Regions from separate parts of the Homo sapiens genome. Here region 1 is linked to region 2. The links are chromatin loops, found by intact Hi-C in ENCODE. Cell type or tissue: gastrocnemius medialis. All regions are shown on one strand. Each heading gives the region's core, and the rest is flanking DNA. Links, peaks and the distances in the headings are about the cores only. Region 1 overlaps LINC01344 (long intergenic non-protein coding RNA 1344). Region 2 has its middle 37 kb from the start of LINC01344.

Region 1 (9,116 bases), core at 684-8,683, 110 kb after region 2:
CACGCAGACAGGTCTGAATTGCTGAAATGAACGCTATTTAGGCTGAACTGGGGGCCCTGATATGCTATTTAAAGAAAAAAGAAATGAGAAATCATAGGAATCTTGAAGCTATTCATCTTGAAGACCATTCACGGAAGCAGTGAAATTAAACATAGCATCCTTCAATATATTCCCTCCAAACATAAACTTGGGCTATTGTTCCTTCATAATGCCAGTTTACCTCTGGGAGTTTGAGAGGCGGGTACTCATGTCCTCTCAGCACAATCACCAAAGCACTGCACCAGGTATCAGGAGGAAACAAGAACAAATCTATTGTCAGGAAGCCTGAGGGTTGACCCAAACACAGCAGAGCTATGGAAAATTATTTTGGAAACTATTTCTTACATAGCTGCCTGCAGTTGTTCAACCTGATTCTTAGACTGGACTGGAAGAGGAAAACCACTCATCATCTGAGAAGCCTTCGTGTTGCTATTTTATTAAGGACAGAAACATAAAGAGAAAAAAATCCATGGTTCTGCCTCACTTTCTGCTCCCTCCTTGACTTTTCTCTCCAAGTCTCAAGTACTCTTTATGCTCTGTGGGCAGTCGTCAATAGGAAAAAAGACTGATTTGATTTAAACCCACACCTTACTTTTAAGGAGCTCTTTCCTGCTCACCTGCTCATTTGATTAACTGGGGGCACAAAGAGGGTAGGAAATCCAAGAGGCAAAAGTAAGGGACCCCAAATGATGCATGCAGAATCTTTAGTGGTGAACTGTTGGGCTAGAAAAGTTGTCACCGTGGAATCTAAAATGGGTCCTGTTGTTTGTAAGATCCTTTAACCATCCTACTTCTCTTAATAACCATGTGGGCTATCCCAAAGTAGATTCTGGTACCCTATTAGAAGACACAGAGGGTATTATGGATGTGTGTTTAAGCCACAGTTTGAGCAAGATTGCATTTCTGTAGAATCATGATCTATGAAAACTTTCTGGCTGAACTGTTCATGTTACTAGTAAATCAATTTCATCAATTTCATTTTAAGAGAGTGTAGGAGAAGCTGTGGAGGAATCCTGCCAATGGCAAGAGTGAAGATGAAGCTCTATATGAAATGAGGAAAGGGGCAGACCTGCCACCGCAGAGCTAGCCCATTCTTATGGATGAAAGCCAGCTTCTGGGCCTTATTCATTCATTCACCTTTCATTTATTTGCCCATCCATCCACTCCACACATATTTCTGGAGCCCCTACTAAATGCTAAGCACTGCAAGTCTTAGGGACAGGTCAGTGAACAAAATAGACAAGCTTGCTGTCTTCTTGGAGCCTGCAGCCTGGAAAGGGAGTCAGACTAATATGACACAAATAAATTATGCAATTTTGATCATGGTAAGTGTTAGGAAGGAAGAACATAGGGTGCTATGAAAGCAAATAGGAAGAATGGTGAAGGGTCAGAAAAGTTTCCATGAGGAAAGCTGAAGGGTTAGCCAGATGAAGGAGAGGGGAGCCTGGGGAAATGATTTAAGCAGGAAATGATCCATGACTGAAGGGAGAGGCAGACAAATATATGTGTTGTGTGTGTGCGTGCGTGTGTTTGTGTATATGAATCTCAATGAAATGAAATCATCAGTAAGAAGCAAGTAGGCAAAACTCAGTGAAAAGAAGGGAAAACAAAATACAAATCAACCCCAGTAGGGCAAGAATATGCTCCTAAAAGTTGCCAACTGTGGTGGCAGGAGAGTGAGTGCAGGGTGCCCTCCACTCAGGCTAGCTTCCATCCCTCCCACATTGAAAGCAAAAGGCACGTCGTGGAAGGATGACATTGTCTTTCATTACTGAATCTCCAAATGGCTCACTGAGTCAGATGGATGCTGTGAGTTCTTTATACATTTGATATGTTTATCAATGAGTAGAATGGCAAAGTTGGAGGTGGATATGAAACTAAAATTACTGAACATCAATGTTGAGGCAGGCAATGGCTAGGCACTTTGTGGCCATTATTTCATTTAACATTTAAATAGTCCTGCCAGGTGGATACTACACATTTTATAATCAAGAGAGGAACAGTAGTTCTGGGAAGGTGACTAAAAATGAATGAAGATCAACCCACTTAAGTTGGTCTGGCTTCCATGTCGTGGAATTTCTGCAGTGCCACTCTGCTTTGCAAGCTTAGGAGACCCCTGTTATGGTTTGAATGTTCATCCCCTCAAAACTCCTGTTGAAACTTAGTCCCCAATTTAGCAGTATTGAGAGGTGAAGCCTTTAAGAGGTGATTGGGTAATGATGGCTCTCCACTCATGAATGAATTAATCCATGTATGGATTAATGGAATAATGGGTTATCATGGGAGTGGCACTAGTGGCTTTAGAAGAGGAGAAATAGGCCAGGTGCTGTGGCTGACTCTTGTAATCTCAGCATTTTGGGGGACTGAGGCGGGAGGATTGCTTGAGGTCAGGAGGTTGATACCAGCCTGGGCAACATAGAAAGACCCCATCTCTACAAATAAAAACTTTAAAATTAAAAAAATAAAAAGTGGAGAAAGAGAGACCTGAGCAAGCACACTCAGTCCCCTCAGCATGTGATGCTCTACACCAGGCTGGGACTCTTTAGAGGGATCCTCTCCAGCAAGAGGGCCCTTGTGGAATCCTGAGCCATACCCTTAGACTTCTCAGCCTTCAGAATTATAAGAAATAAATCTCTTTTCTTTATAAATAACCCAGTTTCAGGTATTCTGTTATAAGCAACAGAAAATAGATTACAGCAAACCCATAGAACTCATTTGGTCCCAGTCAATGTCCTCCTCCAGAAAATAACAGAAAATAAAAAATAACAAAAAAACCCAGAAAATAACAAATTTTCTGGAGGAGGACATAGAGGCTTACAAAGTTTAAGGGATTCATGTAAGCCTGGAATTATGGCAAATGTAAAGTAGACCTCTGTTTTCACATTACTAATCCACACATCTTTCCTGTTTCTTACTGTTTTATAAATCTAGTAAAAACACATACTTACCTGTGAATTATTAGTTTGCCAAAAGTACATATACATTCATTATTTTTCTTGACTTATACCATTTTTTCTTGAGTTATCCCTGAAAACTTCAGAGTTGAAATATGTAGTGGGAACATCTTTTCAAAAAACAAAAACCCTACTATAAAATATATTTTGTAATGAGGCAATCATACTTTTATTATTTTTCTATTTTGAACTTTCTTAAAGCAGGAGATGTTTGTGTTGGACAACCAACTTGTGTTGTGCCTTTTATATAATATTCTATATTATATTATATTATATTATATTATATTATATTATATTATAGGAAAGGAAAAACAAAGAAGGAAAAACAAAATACAAATCAACCACAGTAGAGCAAGAATATGCTCCTAAAAGTTGCCAACTGTGGTGGCAGGAGAGTGAGTGCAGGGTGCCCTCTACTCAGGCTAACAAGAGTTTTGAGGGGATGAACATTCAAACCACAGCAGGTGTCTCCTAAGCTTGCAAAGCAGAGTGGCAATGCAGAAATTCCATGACATGGAAGCCAGACCAACTTGAGTGGGTTGATCTTCATTCATCTTTAATCACGTTCCCAGAACTACTGTTCCTCTCTTGATTATAAAATGTGTAGTATCCACCTGGCAGGACTATTTAAATGTTAAATGAAATAATAATATTCTATATTATGTTATATATAAAATTATATATATTCTATATTATATTATATAAAAGTTGGTTGTCCAACATAAGCATCTCCTGCTTTAGGAAAAGAGGAATATAATATTCATCTAATAAAATGGAAAGTCCTAAATAAAGTATGTTTACTTTGTTAGCTTCTCTAATAAAATCTCAAATCCAGAATAATATCTTGGTCCATACATCAAGTCGGTGAAATAATACCATAGAATCAGAAAATAGAAAATGGTAACCAGTGCTCCATTAGGGAAGAATTCTACATTTGCGATCACAGAGTCGCTTCTAATTAATTGGTTTTGACTTTAGACATATTGTTTCACTCTTCTGGCCTCAGATTCTACATCTGGAAGATGAAGGGGTTATAGCTGATGGTCTCTGTACATTCCCCTCTAGCTTTCAAGTTCAGTAAGATAATGGGTCTTGAAGGTATATTTACAACCAGCCCATCCTTTCCTTCTTGGTCAATAATCCCCAGCTGTCATTCTCACCTGCTAGTTGTCCCTTAACTTCAATTTCCCACTCTTCCCTATAGGATCTTAGAAATACTAAAGGGAACATCTAATATTCACAATTCCTGGGCCTGAGCACCCCCTGGGCACACAGAGATAAACTGCTATAGCCCTGGAAGAAATCAGGGCTCTGGGAAGCCGGGGTCTAACTAAAGTTAGCACCAAATCCCTGAACTTCCCTGTGTGTACTATGAGACAAGAACTGTGGGACTTTCCTGACTTGGGCAGGAAAGGAGCTTGGAAGAATGAGAGGGACTGGGTGGCAAGCTCTATCATCAAACAGGCGCTGCAGGGGCTCTGCAGGGCTGTCCCCAGACAGGTACATTTGGAAGGGAGGGAGATGAGGTAGGGACTTGGCAGATGCCCAGTGGGTGTAAGTCAGTGGCCACACAGTGAGTGTACAGGGGCTAAAGGGCAGCCACTTGAAAAAATGTGCTGTTCAACTGAATAAGTTCACAAGGAACAATCCAAAGATTACTAAATATCAATTATTTGTGTTGCCTGAATTGTCCTCCAATCCCAATAAATATCATGCGTGCATTTCAACAGGGATTTTATCTTCGTGTATTTACCATTTTTGATGCTTTCTTTCATTTCTTTTACTGGTTTGTATACACACCTTCTGCGTTTGTAGGCCATATAACCATTATTTTAAGCCTTTTAGGATATGGCTGTCCTGTAGTGAGGCACTTTTTGTAGAGTATGTGCATGAGCCTGCGTATGTGTGTGGTGTGTGTGCGCTGCGTATGTTTGTGTCTGTGTGTGTATATGTGTGTGTGGTGTACGTAAGTGTCTTCATGTGTTTCCGTGTATGGTGTATGTGTTGCACGTGGTGATGTGTTGGGTGTGCACGTTTGTGTGTGCATATGTGTGGTATATGGTGTTTCTCTGGGTCTTTGCATGGTGTGTCTCTCTGTGTATTTGTGTTACATATGTTTGTGGCTCTGTGGGTGTTTATTGGGTTGTGTATGTGTGTAGTGTGTATGTTTGTGTGTGTTGTATGTGTGGTGTGTGTGTCTCTCTGTGTTTGTGTGTGGTGTGTATATTTGTATCTGTGTGTATGTGTGATGTGTCTCTCTGCGTGTGGTCTATTTGTGTGTGTATTTGTGCTGTGTATATTTGCAACTCTGTGGGTGTTTATGTGGGCTGTGCATGTGTGTAGTGTGCATGTTTGTGTCTGTGTGTGTGTGATGTATGTGTCTGTGTGTGCTGTGTCTATCTGTGTGTGTATTTGTGCTATGTATGTGTGTGGCTTTGTGGGTTGTATATGTGTATGAGTTAACTCCTGTGTGCAGACTGCAGCCCCTCAGGCCTAGACTCTGGGCTCTTCTCTCAGGCCTTAGCATCTATGCCAGGCAACTGAGATTTCTCAGGCACTCCTGGGAACTGTGCCTCATGTCCCAGAGAGCGTGTGGAAAGCACTCTCTGCGGCAGGTGTCTGACAGCCTGCAGGGTTGCTATGTGCCTAGGGTGTGGCACACAACCCCTCTGCGGAGGATGAGTGCCTGTGGTTATCAGCAGAGTCAGTGCACTGAAGAGGCCATTATCACGGGCACCGGAGTGCATGAATCATGGGGTATGTCATTTTCTATTTTAGGAAGAAAAAGAAAACATCTCGAGCGAATCAATCAATTCTCATTAGGCCCATTCATAGCCACATTGCCTGGTCCTCTTTCAGGGGCTGGAAGAAGTGGCCCACATCCAAATCCACCATTCAATCCGTAGGCCTTTGCCCCATATTCCGGCCCCATTTCCTTGCTTGATGTGTGCACACAGCTCTGCCTCATGCTGTGAGTGTGCATACCTCCTCCGTGTCCCTCAGTCAGCCTCCTGCCTCCTGACTTGGGTCGCACTCAGGAGGTAAAGACACTTTCTCTAGGCCACAGCATTCTAAGTTGGTGTAATTTTCTGTTTAAACTCATGATGAATGAACTCTAACATTCATTCAGTAGGTGTGGCCACATGCAGAGTTAGGCATTCAAGATGCAGGGAGGATTAGAAAAAATGGTAGTTAAGGGCATAGACTTTGATTAAGATAGAACCTGTTTACATTGCTTCTTCACCCCTTCCTCTGTGACCCGGGGCAGACAAGGTAACTTCCTGAAGGCTCTGCTTCCTCATTTGTGAAATGGGCACTTACCTAACTGTGGTGCTGTGAGGCCAATGACAGCTGAAAGTGCCAGCTGTGGTGTGGATGGTCACTCAACCTTCATTCCTGCCTCTTGCTGGGTGAAGTTGGAAAGCTGAGCACCATGATTCCAAGGCTCCTTTGCAGTCGGGGTTCTAGAAGCAAGCTGTCTTCTGCCAAGTAGAGGCACTCAGTGCAAGATGTGCAAAGCAGAAGCTGCACCCCTTTGTAGCCATTTTGCTGGCCAGCAAAGCTGGGGAAATAGGAGGTTTTTCTGCATCAGAGTTCCAGAGTCCATTCTCCAGCTTCTTGGGTATCGAGAGGCAGGAATTGTAGCAGAGGCAGCAGTCACTTCTGGATTCCAGCACAGCTCCAGAGGTGCCCTAGAGGTGGTGGTTAATTTCTATACTGCTTTGTGAGCCCCAGCCTAGAACCTGCTCCTTCAGCCCTTCTAACCGTTTTGCAAGCACATTATCCCTTGACTAAATCCCTTCCTACTCAATGTAAGTGAAGCAATTTCTGTTTCCTGCACTGAATCCTAACAGATAAAGCTATTATTATTTGTATACAGAAGAACAAGTTAAAGTAATAGCAGCTGCCACATATTGGTTATACCATAAGTCCAGATTTTTATAGATGGTATCTAATTTCATTCTCCCAGAAAAATCACACAGCCCCTGAAGGGTCTAATCAGAGTGTGAACCTAGGTTTCTCTGGCACCAAAGGCGGGGTGCCAAACCATTATACTCCTCTGTTCATGCTCTGGAAGAGCTCGCAGGTCAGGAAGGATGCATTCTGGTGAATAAATGGCTACAGTGCAGTGAGAGAGATGCTGAAAAAAACTGTGGGCCCAGGCCTATGGAGCCCAGATGAGAAAATGCCTAACTCTGCCTAGCCTCGGAAGTCCAAGATGGAGTGTGATTCCCACCTTGGCAAGGAATCATGACCTCCAGGCTCCTTAAGATGTTGGGGACCTCTGCCTTGAAGCTCCAATATCCTGTTTCTCAAGAAACCATGATTTAGGAACTCCACAGAAGGAAGAAAGAAAGGGAAAAAGGAGAGAGGGAGGGAGAAAGCGAAGCAGGGAGGGAGGGAGGGAGGGAGGGAGCCCTAGCCTGCAGCGGCATTTGGCTACCTGGGGGGCTGAACCCTTTGTATCCTATTCTCAGCTCTTTTACCCAGGCTTTCAGGTACCATGGTTTTCTCACACACCTGGCCTTGCATAGATTGTACCACTCCTCACCCTTTTCTAGCACCTGGAAAATGGGTTTGCCTTTATTTGGTGGTTCCTTTTAATGTCTATCTTTTCAGGAATTGAGATAATTTTTCCTCCACCCTAATTTAAAGGCTTATGAACATATGTAAAAGCTTAGGAGTACCAATGTGTTTCTGAAAGGTTTTTTGTTTGTTTGTTTGTTTGTTTGTTTGTTTGTTTTGAGAAGGAGTCTTGCTCTGTCACCCAGGCTGGAGTGCAGTGGCACGATCTCGGTTCAGTGCAACCTCTGCTTCCCGGGTTCAAGCAATTGCCTGCCTCAGCCTCCCGAGTTGCTGGGATTACAGGCGCCCACCACCATGCCCAACTAATTTCTGTATTTTTAGTAGAGACGGGGTTTCACCATCTTGGCCAGGCTAGTCTTGAACCCCTGACATCATGATCCACCTGCCTCGGGCTCCCAAAGTGCTGGGATTACAGGTTTGAGCCACCACGCCTGGCCTGAAAGGTCTTTTAATACTGAAAAAACAAACAAACAAACAAACCAAAAAAAAACCAAGACTTATTCAGCTGCATCTCTAAATGAAACATGCATCCCAGCAAACAATCATAGCTGGCCTCCCTTATTAGGGACCTGGAGATCCTAGGCTATAGGAAATACATATCCTTTGCATTTGTATGCTTGAAATTTACAAAACAATTTTTAGTTGTTTTGTTTTTTAACTCTCAACTGATTTTTTAAAAAAAGATACAACCGATTGTTTGATCTGCTGCCTGCAAGATATTTTGAATAGGCACACTATTCCTGTTTCAGAGGAGTAGGTTGAAGCCAGAGTCCCACATCTTGTAAGTGACGGAGTTAATTGATGACTCTGAATTAGTGCATTTCCCTATTTTCCTTGAAAGTAAACCTTTCCCCAGAGCTGCTGGAATAAAAGGTATGGGGGTCTCTTTTTTGCTCTTCCTCTGCCTACCTGAAGCATGTGTGAGGAGCTGGCTCTGTTTCCCTGGCTGGAACCTGGAGCAGGAAGTCCCAACCTGTGGCATCAGCTCTGGAAGTAGAAGCAGGGTCCTGTGGAGGAGGTGGTTCCAGATGTAGGGCCTCTGATTTCTTGCCTCTCAGCTCCCTCATTTTCAGGGTTTGCTACCACCCCCTAATTTCCAGGTAATGGTCTTGTAAAATTTTATGAATTGGACCATCAGGAGTGATGTGGTTAGGTTTTATGTACCCACCCAAATCTCAGCTTGAATTAGAATTCCCATAATCCCCAGGTGTCAAGGGAGAGACCAGGTGGAGGTAATTGAATCATATGGGTGGTTTCCCCCATGTTGTTCTCGTGATAGTGAGTGAGTTCTCACGAGATCTGATGGTTTTATAAGGGGATCTTCCTCCATTGCTCTCCTTTCTGCAGTCTGGTGAAGAAGGTACATTTCTTCTCCTTCGTCTTCCGCTATGATTGCATGTTTTCTGTGAGGCCTCCCGAGCCATGCTGAACTGTGAGTCTGTTAAACCTCTTTTCTTTATAAATTACCCAGTCTTGGACAGCTCTTTATAGCAGTTATAAAACGGACTAATACAAGGAGCCTAAACCTTGAGCACA
Region 2 (8,497 bases), core at 1-8,000:
CTTTCTTTCTTTCTTTCTTTCTTTCTTTCTTTCTTTCTTTCTTTCTTTTCTTTCTTCTTCCTTCCTTCCTTTCCCTCTTTCTTTTCTTTCTTTTTTTTTTGAGATGAAGTTTCACTCTTGTTGCCCAGACTGGAGTGCAGTGGCGCGATCTCGGCTCACTGCAACTCTGCCTCCCAGGTTCAAGTGATTCTCCTGTCTCAGCCTCTCGAGTAGTTGGGATTACAGGCGCCCACCACCATGCTGGCTAATTATTTGTATTTTTAGTAAAGACAGGGTTTCACCATGTTGGCCAGGCTGGTCTTGAACTTCTGACCTCAGGTGATCCACCCACCTCGGCCTCCCAAAGTGCTGGGATTACAGGTGTGAGCCACCGTGCCCAGCCCAAGGACAGATTGCTTTTTATGTAATGCACTTTTACTTATTTGAGGTTTTTGGATACGCATACAATCACGTGGTTAAAAATACGAAAAGGTATATGTTGAAAAGTCTTACTCCCATGCTTACCCCTCATCCTTTTGGTTCCCAACTCCTTTATCCATGTCCCAGGTAACCACTTTAATCAATTTCTTGAATGTTATTTGAGAATTTATTCAAGTACTGGTACATATGAAAAGACATTTTTCTCTCTCCTCTCTGAGCCCTGCTGAGCCCCACCTGTGTTCTACCCCTTGGTTCTTTCGATTCACATTATATCTCAAAGATATTTCCACATGAAAACACAGAGAGCTTCTCTATTAGAGGAAATTCCTGACAGCTTATCATTTCACCAATAAATATTTCCATAAAAATTTTCTTCTTTTTTTTTTTCGAGACAGAGTCTCTGTCACTCAGTCTGGCGTGCAGCATTGCGATCTAGGCTCACTGCAACCTCCACCTCCCAGACCTAAGCGATTCCCCCACCTCAGCCTCCCAAGTATCTGGGACCACAGACATGTGCCACCATGCCTGGCTAATTTTTTTGTTAGCTTGAATTACTGAGCTCAGGCTACCCGTCTACCTCAGCCTCCAAAAGTGCTGGGATTACAGGCATGAGCTACTGCACCCACCATTATTTTTAATATATATTAAAAATAATATATATTAAATTATATATATATATAATATACAATTTGGTAAGTGGGAATAATATGTATAATTTGATAAGTGGGAAATTTTGATAAGTGGGAATTGCTATAGGTATATGTATATATAGATAAAGATGTAAATATACATATACATACACGTTACTTTTTTTGTTATTTAAATATTTTATAGAAATAAATCCATTAATCAGAAAAACAACCCATGGTTTTAATTTTTTTTAATTTTTAATTTTTTAAATCTTTTGTGAGATGAAGTCTCACTCTGTAGCCCAGGCTGGAGTGCAGTGGAACGATCTCTGCTCACTGCAACCTCCGCCTCCCAGGTTCAAGCAATTATCTTGCCTCAGCCTCCCAAGTAGCTGGGATTACAGGCGTCCACCACCACGTCTGGCTAACTTTCGGTTTTTGTTTGTTTGTTTGTTTAGTAGAGATGGGGTTTCACTATGTTGGCCAGGCTGGTCTCGAACTCCTGACCTCAAATGTTCAGCCAGCCTCGGCCTCCCAAAGTGCTGGGATTACAGGCATGAGCCACCATGCCCAGGCCCCATGGTTTTAATCTGGAGTTCATTAAATCTAATCACTGCAAGCAGGGGCTGAGCAGCACTGTGAAGGCTGCCCTCTGGGAAGCAGTGCTGGCCTCTTTCCTTTGGGTCTTCTCAAATTGCTGTAGATTTTATTTATGTATCTATTTTGTAATATTGTTTTTTTCCTGGGAGCATAGATTCAAGTTTCCCTGAATACATACTTTCTTGATTTTAAATACCTGCTTATATTAATATTCTCACATTTTCATGATTAAGAAAGCCATTAATTTTCTGAATCCTATCCTTGGTTTTCATTTTACAAGATTTTTCTTACCTTACCCAGATTTCACTCCGTGGGTTTCAGCCCCAGCACTATTGGCATACTGGGGAATAACTTTTGGCTCTGGGGCTGTCCTGTGCATGGTAGGATGTTCAGCAGCATCCTTGGCCTTTACCCACTAGATGCCAACAGCATTCCTCTCCCCACATGAAGGCACGGACACGACTCACTGCAGCCTTGACCTCCTGGGTTCAAGTGATCCCCCCTGCCTTGGCTTCCTGTGTAGCTGGGACCACAGGTGCATGCCACCCCACTCAGCTATTTTTTTTATTTTATTTTTTGTACAGACAGGGTCCCACTATGTTGCCCAGCTGGTCTTGGATTCCTGGGCTCAAGTCAGCTAATTTTTAAAAAATGTATTTACCTTTTTACATTTTCTTTTTCTCATTTTAAGTTTAATTCTAAATATGGGACTCTGCTTGGTAAGGCTGACTAATTTTTTGATTGTTTGTAGAGATGGGGTCTCACTTTGTTGCCCAGGTTGGCCTGGAACTCCTGGGCTCAAGCAGTCCTTCTGCCTCAGCCTCCCAAAGTGTTAGAATTACAGATGTGAGCCACTGTTCCAGGCCTCCCCAACTTCCATATTAATAATCAAATATGTCTGCAGACATTGCCAAGTGTTTTTTAGGAAGCAATCTCCCCACCTTGAGAAATACTGCTGCAGCCTTAGAGCAAAAGAAGGAAAAATAGAAACACCTCATAGTCTACTAGCTAATATCCAAACAGAAAGAACTATTAGACTGAAGTATGCTTCTGTTTCATTTTCCGTTCCAGAGCCAAGTACTTGTTCACCTAACCAAGAAGCTCTAACTTATTAGTTTAAAGAAGATTTGAGAATAGAGGTGGAAGCCAAAGGATAATGAATAAATTTGTTAATTTATCTTTCCAGCCAGTGACTTTGGTTGATATTTCTTCGCAGTCACATATCTCAAGTACTGTTTGTCTTTTTACTTTTGATAAATCGTATTTTATATATGTATGTTGTGAATCAATGCCTTGTTTTCCATTAAATGTCTCAAAGTTAACTTGATGAAGTTGAAAGTTTTTTATATGTGACAAATTTATATCCAAGTCTTGATTAATTTCTGCATCAAAAGTTCTGTTTCCTTTTCAGTGTTTCTCAGAATGTGCATTCAGTTTTAGAGTTGGCTACTGGCTTTGGATGAGAAAGTGGAAGAGAAGTATGAAAGAGTGTCCTCTGTCCTCCTTCTTGAGACACAACTTGTTCTTCTTTTCAGAGGGAAGAATAGAACAGAATTTCCCAGCCTAGAACATAAACATGCTGTCAGATGCCTGGAAATCCTGCTTGGCTGTCAAAGACCAGTTCACTTGCCTGCTCTTCTATGAGGTTCCTGAACCGGCTAAGCAAAACAAGTCTGTCTCATCCTTTCTTTCTGGTAATGTTTCAACACTGCCTGACATCATGCTGAAGTGGGGACACATGTCCCCCTTTAACCTGGCCCCTCCATTTGGCTGTGAGCACTTTATGGTCATGAACTTTTTTATATGTATCCCTGGAATCTCCAGTGCCTATGATGGCACTTGGCACATACTAATTGCTAAACAAATGTCGTTTAGTTTGGATTGTTTAAATCATTGAACCTTCTCCTCTCAAACCTTATGACTGCTTTAGAAGTATTTATTGTTTCTTCCTTTTGGAGTTCATGTCTTTGGAATATTCCTTCCATGCCCAGAGATCAGCATTGCTTTCTTACATTCAGTGAAAGATAAATTTCATCATCACGATCATCATCATCATCACTATTAATAAGTAACTTTTATGTGCCAGACACTTTAACATAATCTTATCCAATATTTTGCAATTACATTGCAAAGCAGGCATTGTTATACCCACTTCTCAGATGAATTAGAAAGCTGAAGCTCAGAGAGGTTGAGTAACTTACCCAAAGTCACCAAATAATAAGCAAACTAGAATATAAAATCAGATCTCTAATTTCTAAATATTTACTCTTTCCACTGTGTCATTCCAGTATGTCACACAGGGTAGTCTCAGGGGAAGCTCCAATGTGGAATGGAGTAAAAGCTTTGGTCAAAGACATTTTTATTTTCTTCCCTGAGAGACATTCAAACCCCTAGTGGTTGCTTAGATTTCTCCTGTACAGAAGAGAATGCTTTACCTGTTAGGGTTGGAAGGACACACCTGGAAAATTAGTGTGTTTGTGGTGATTCAGGGACCCCTTAGAAGGGTCGCCTAGGGTAGTAAGAACTCTCTGGCATGGTCCAACCTCATTTCCTCCTGTTCAGTAGGTCATATCTCTGGGATTGTGCAAGGAAGGGAACATTTGAGGCAAGGCCAGCAGGAGAATGTAGAGTGGGGCAAGCCTGGAGAACATCACAGCTCTAACCAGAACTTTCTCATGCTGACTTCTGAGTGACCACTTGAGCAATTCATTGTGTAGTTTTTCCCACTCTTTTGCTCCCAGTGTATATTGGATAGTGACTAAGACAATTTCGAGAAGAGGGCACTACCAATAATTACACTGGGATATCAGATTGCAACTAGAACTTTCCTGGCGAGACCAGGATATACGTTCTCCCTATTTGGAAGTCCTGTTTTCATGGTTTCTCAAAAGCCCAGAGTGCGAATGCCTCTGAGACACTTTGGGTTTTGTTTGTTTGTTTTGTTTTGAGATGGAGTCTCACTCTGTTGCCCAGGCTGGAAGGCGGTGGCACGATCTCAGCTCACTGCAACCTCTGCCTCCCGGGTTCAAGTGATTCTCATACCTCAGCCTCCAGAGTAGCTGGGATTACAGGCACGTGCCACCATGCGCAGCTAATTTTTGTATTTCTAGTAGAGACGGGGTTTTGCCATGTTGGCCAGGCTAGTCTTGAACTCCTGACCTCAAAAAATCTGCCTGCCTCGGCCTTCCAAAGTGTGGGGATTACAGGCATGAGCCACTGCACCCGGCCCGCTGAGACCCTTTGAACTGGCTGGGAGACCTCACAAGGTAGTACAAATTGATGGGGCCTTACCCAAGCTGGATAGCTTTGGATAAGCCATGCAACCTCTCTGCATTCAGTTTCCTCACCTATAAAATGGGTACAGTGGTATTTATCTCAGGAGCTCACATGGAGCAAATGAAATATAATATATACCATGTCTAGTACATAGCAGTCCCTTTCTTAGCTGGATTGGGGGACCCCAGCAGGTACTGGTGGTGATGGGGATCATTGGATATTGGTCCAGGTTCAGGAAAACTCTGGAAACCCTGAGTAATGACTGGAGGTTTAGATTCCTCTGATTTGAGGATTCTTGGCTTACTCTCAGTTGATCAACATGGACCCCACTCATTCTGACTGGCTAAGGAATATCTATCCACCAGATGTCAATAAGGGGCAGGGGGACAGGTGGGAAGAAGAGAAGAAAGGGCTTTGAAATGTGCTTCTTGGACTACCCTGGAAATGGGTGGTGGGGGAGAAAGCCCTGACATAGTCCTGCCCAGTGACAACCTGGGAGAATATGGGAGCTAATCTTGGTTGCTGTTTGCAATTTCCACCCAAACAAAAAGGAACCAAAGGAAAGAGATAAGCACCTTAAGTCCAGGGCTGGAAAAGCCCTCAAGTTTTTCCTGTTTTTTTTGGGTGGGGGGAGGGGCAAGGGGCTGGCAATATGCTTTCAACCTCCTGACTGGACAATGATTATTTGGGCATCCAAGCTCAGGGAGCATTTTCCAAGACTCATTAGAGTTTAGAAGAAAATGTTTGGTGCAAGGCCCCCTCTTAAAGTAGCCTCCACCTTAGCCTTCCTTGCCCTGAGGGAAGGGGAGAAGGGGGCCCGCCTCTCTGCGATTCACTAGGTTTGCTCAGAAGGTAAAACTGTTGAGCCCTGTGCTTGCTTAGTCAGTCTTGGTTAGTTATGCCAGAACAGCTAGAAGATGGGCAATGTGACGTCTGTTCCCTGAGACCTCACTGGCAACACCAAGTAAGTAATAGGCAGGCCTTCCAAAGGGGCAAGGACAAAATTGACTCAGGTTACAGGCCTCCCATGAGGTAAGCACACAGCTGGGCCTGGGCTGGCACCAGGCAGGGAAACTGACATGCAAAGCAGTGCATTCTCATCTTCTGCCCTATCTTTGAGGCTCTTCCTGAGGCCTGGAGTTGTTTTCAGCCTTCCACGCTCCTCTTTGCCATTCCAGTGGGAGGAGAAGCTGATGTGCAGAAATACTAGAAGGCACATGGCTGGGTGCTATTTCTGGCCTGGGCTGAACTCACGAGTCCTAGAAAGAATGTTTCTGACACTGTTTGCCTTCCGAGAATCCATGAAGCCCAGGGACAAACCCTGCCTGGCTCTGTACTGACTCAGACCCATGGGCTTGCCAACCATGGCATCCTGAGGGGCTGGAGAAAGAGGGTGATGAAAACAGTGACACTGCATGGAAAGAGCCCCCAGCGGCTGGCTCAGAGCACACTGCACCCTTGGCTGCTCCTTTTATTCATTCATGCATTTATTAAGCAATTGTACCTATCAGAGGTTCTTCTAGGTGCTTGATATACACAAGAGAACAAAACAGACATTTCTGTTTTCAAAGATTTTACATTCTAGCAAGGAGAAGGCAGATAATTAAAAGTGAACATAATAAATCAGTAACATTTTGTTTGTTTGGTTTTTATTCGAGACAGAGTCTCGCTCTGTTGCCCAGGCTGGAGTGCAGTGGTGTGATCTCGGCTCACCATAACCTCTGCCTCCTGGGTTCAAGTGATTCTCTTGCCTCAACCTCCCAAATAACTGGGATTACAGGCACATGGCACTGCACCTGACTAATTTTTGTATTTTTAGTAGAGACAGGGTTTCACCATGTTGGCCAGGCTGGTCTCAAACACCTGACCTCAAGTGATCCACCAGCCTCAGCATCCCAAAGTTCTTGGATTACAGGCATGAGCCACCACACCCAGCCTAAAATGTTTAATATGTTAAACGGCATTAAATGTTAAGGAAACAAGAGAAAGCAGAGTAGAGTAAAGGAAATCTGTGCTGGATGGGGAGGCTGTAGCTTTAGATGGGGTGGTCAGGCTGGACGTCATTGACCTAGAGAGCTGCAAAGACGTGAAGGAAGTGGTTAACTTAGCCAGGCTCACAGCTGGGGGAAGAGTGATCAGGGTAGGGAAAACTGCTAAAGCAAAGGCCCAGGGATGGGAAGACGTGTGCTACATCAAGGAACAGCATAGAAGCCAGTGTAGCTAGAGCAGAGGAAGCAAAGAGGAGAAAAGTAGAAGCTTCAGAGAGGTGATGGGCACTGAGGAAATAACAGATCCTATGGTGCTTTGTAAGTCCTTTGTAAGGACATTGGCCTCTACTTTGAGTGAAATGGGGATTCACTTCAAGATTTTTGAACAGAGAAGCAGCATGATCTGACATTTTTGGAAAGAATCACTCTGGAAAGATGGCAACAGCAGTGTTAGCCTAGTTTTTGGATATTTCTGAATCCTCACATAAAAACAGAAAATAGAATGAGAACCAAAGCTGGGATCCATGGCTCATGCCTGTAATCCCAGTACTTTGGGAGGCTGTGGCAGAAGGATCATTTGAGCCCAGGATCTGGAGACCAGCCTGGGAAACATGGTGAAGCCTCATCTCTACAAAAAATACAAAAATTAGCCAAGCGTGATGGCATGTGCCTGCAGTCCCAACTACTTGGGAGGTTGAGGCAGGAGGATTGCTTGAGCCTGGGAGGTCAAGGATGCAGTGACTCAAGAAGGCACCACTGTGTGCTCCCATCCCCCTAAAAAATAAAAAATAGAATGAGAATGAAAACCCTTGGACAACATTTAGCTCAAAACTAGGTGATGAAGTATCCTTATGAACCCCAAAATAGAAGTGGAGAGAAACAAATTACTTATAGCCACAGACCTGGACAGGTATCAGCATCAAGGCAGAGGAAAGGGACAGAGTATTTGGTGGGCCTGAGAACAGGAGAGCCACAAAATAGCCAATAGTTATTGTATGGAAAGCACAGGAGGGTAGTTTGAAACACACTCTACTGGCAGGTGGTGCAACGACCTGCAGCAAGGTCTGCAGGTAGGGGCTGAAGTGCAGTACCCGGACCTGGGGAGCTGACCATCGCAGGAATCCTGGACACCATCTTATGTGAAGAGGAACTGCTGGGTGTGGAGTGAAGAACAAACAGGACAGCACAATAAAGAAACGGAAAGAGAAGGTCAGAGCAAAGTGGTGGAAGAGAACAGAACCCGGAAATCTCAGAAAACAAAAGCCTATGGGCTTTTGTTTGGTTTTGTTTTTTCAATATGACCCAAAAATAATACAGGAGGAAGCTCTGTGAAATTAGAGAAGCTAACTGAATCAAGGCTCCTTCTAGCAGTTCTAGAAAATTTACTTTCCATAAAAATGAGCAACAGAAATGTGTCAAATTCAAATTCAAACAGAATGTTTATAAGGAAAACAGTAATAATAATGTCCCCACAGATCATGAAATCATGACAGGAAGATATGCTAAAAGAAAAAAAAAAAACAGAAATATCCAAAATACCTGATCAAAATAATAGTATTCTTTTTTCAAAATGAAGTAAAAGAC

Evidence for each region. A loop is a pair of places that touch in the nucleus more often than their neighbours do. Peaks named below come from ENCODE experiments on the same cell type or tissue, not always from the same donor. Only the 100,000 strongest peaks of a DNase experiment are listed, where the experiment ranks them.
Region 1: a loop joins it to region 2, with 6 times the contacts of the local background. A loop is called at or near these places in 3 of 110 quality-filtered maps.

What each region holds. Positions count from the first base shown.
Region 1 is chr1:182,232,970-182,242,085 of GRCh38, reverse strand. All of the region lies in intron 2 of LINC01344 (long intergenic non-protein coding RNA 1344), which reads left to right. Among named protein-coding and RNA genes, the nearest start is that of LINC01344, 77 kb to the left of the region's middle. In gastrocnemius medialis, for the core only: no CTCF peak of the experiment used is centred there; DNase peaks (open chromatin) are centred at 5,655, 5,965 and 6,309; H3K27ac peaks cover 1,474 bases.
Region 2 is chr1:182,346,800-182,355,296 of GRCh38, reverse strand. No RefSeq gene overlaps it. Among named protein-coding and RNA genes, the nearest start is that of LINC01344, 37 kb to the right of the region's middle. In gastrocnemius medialis, for the core only: a CTCF peak has its summit at 4,091; DNase peaks (open chromatin) are centred at 4,256, 5,896, 6,126, 6,746 and 1 weaker place; H3K27ac peaks cover 6,642 bases.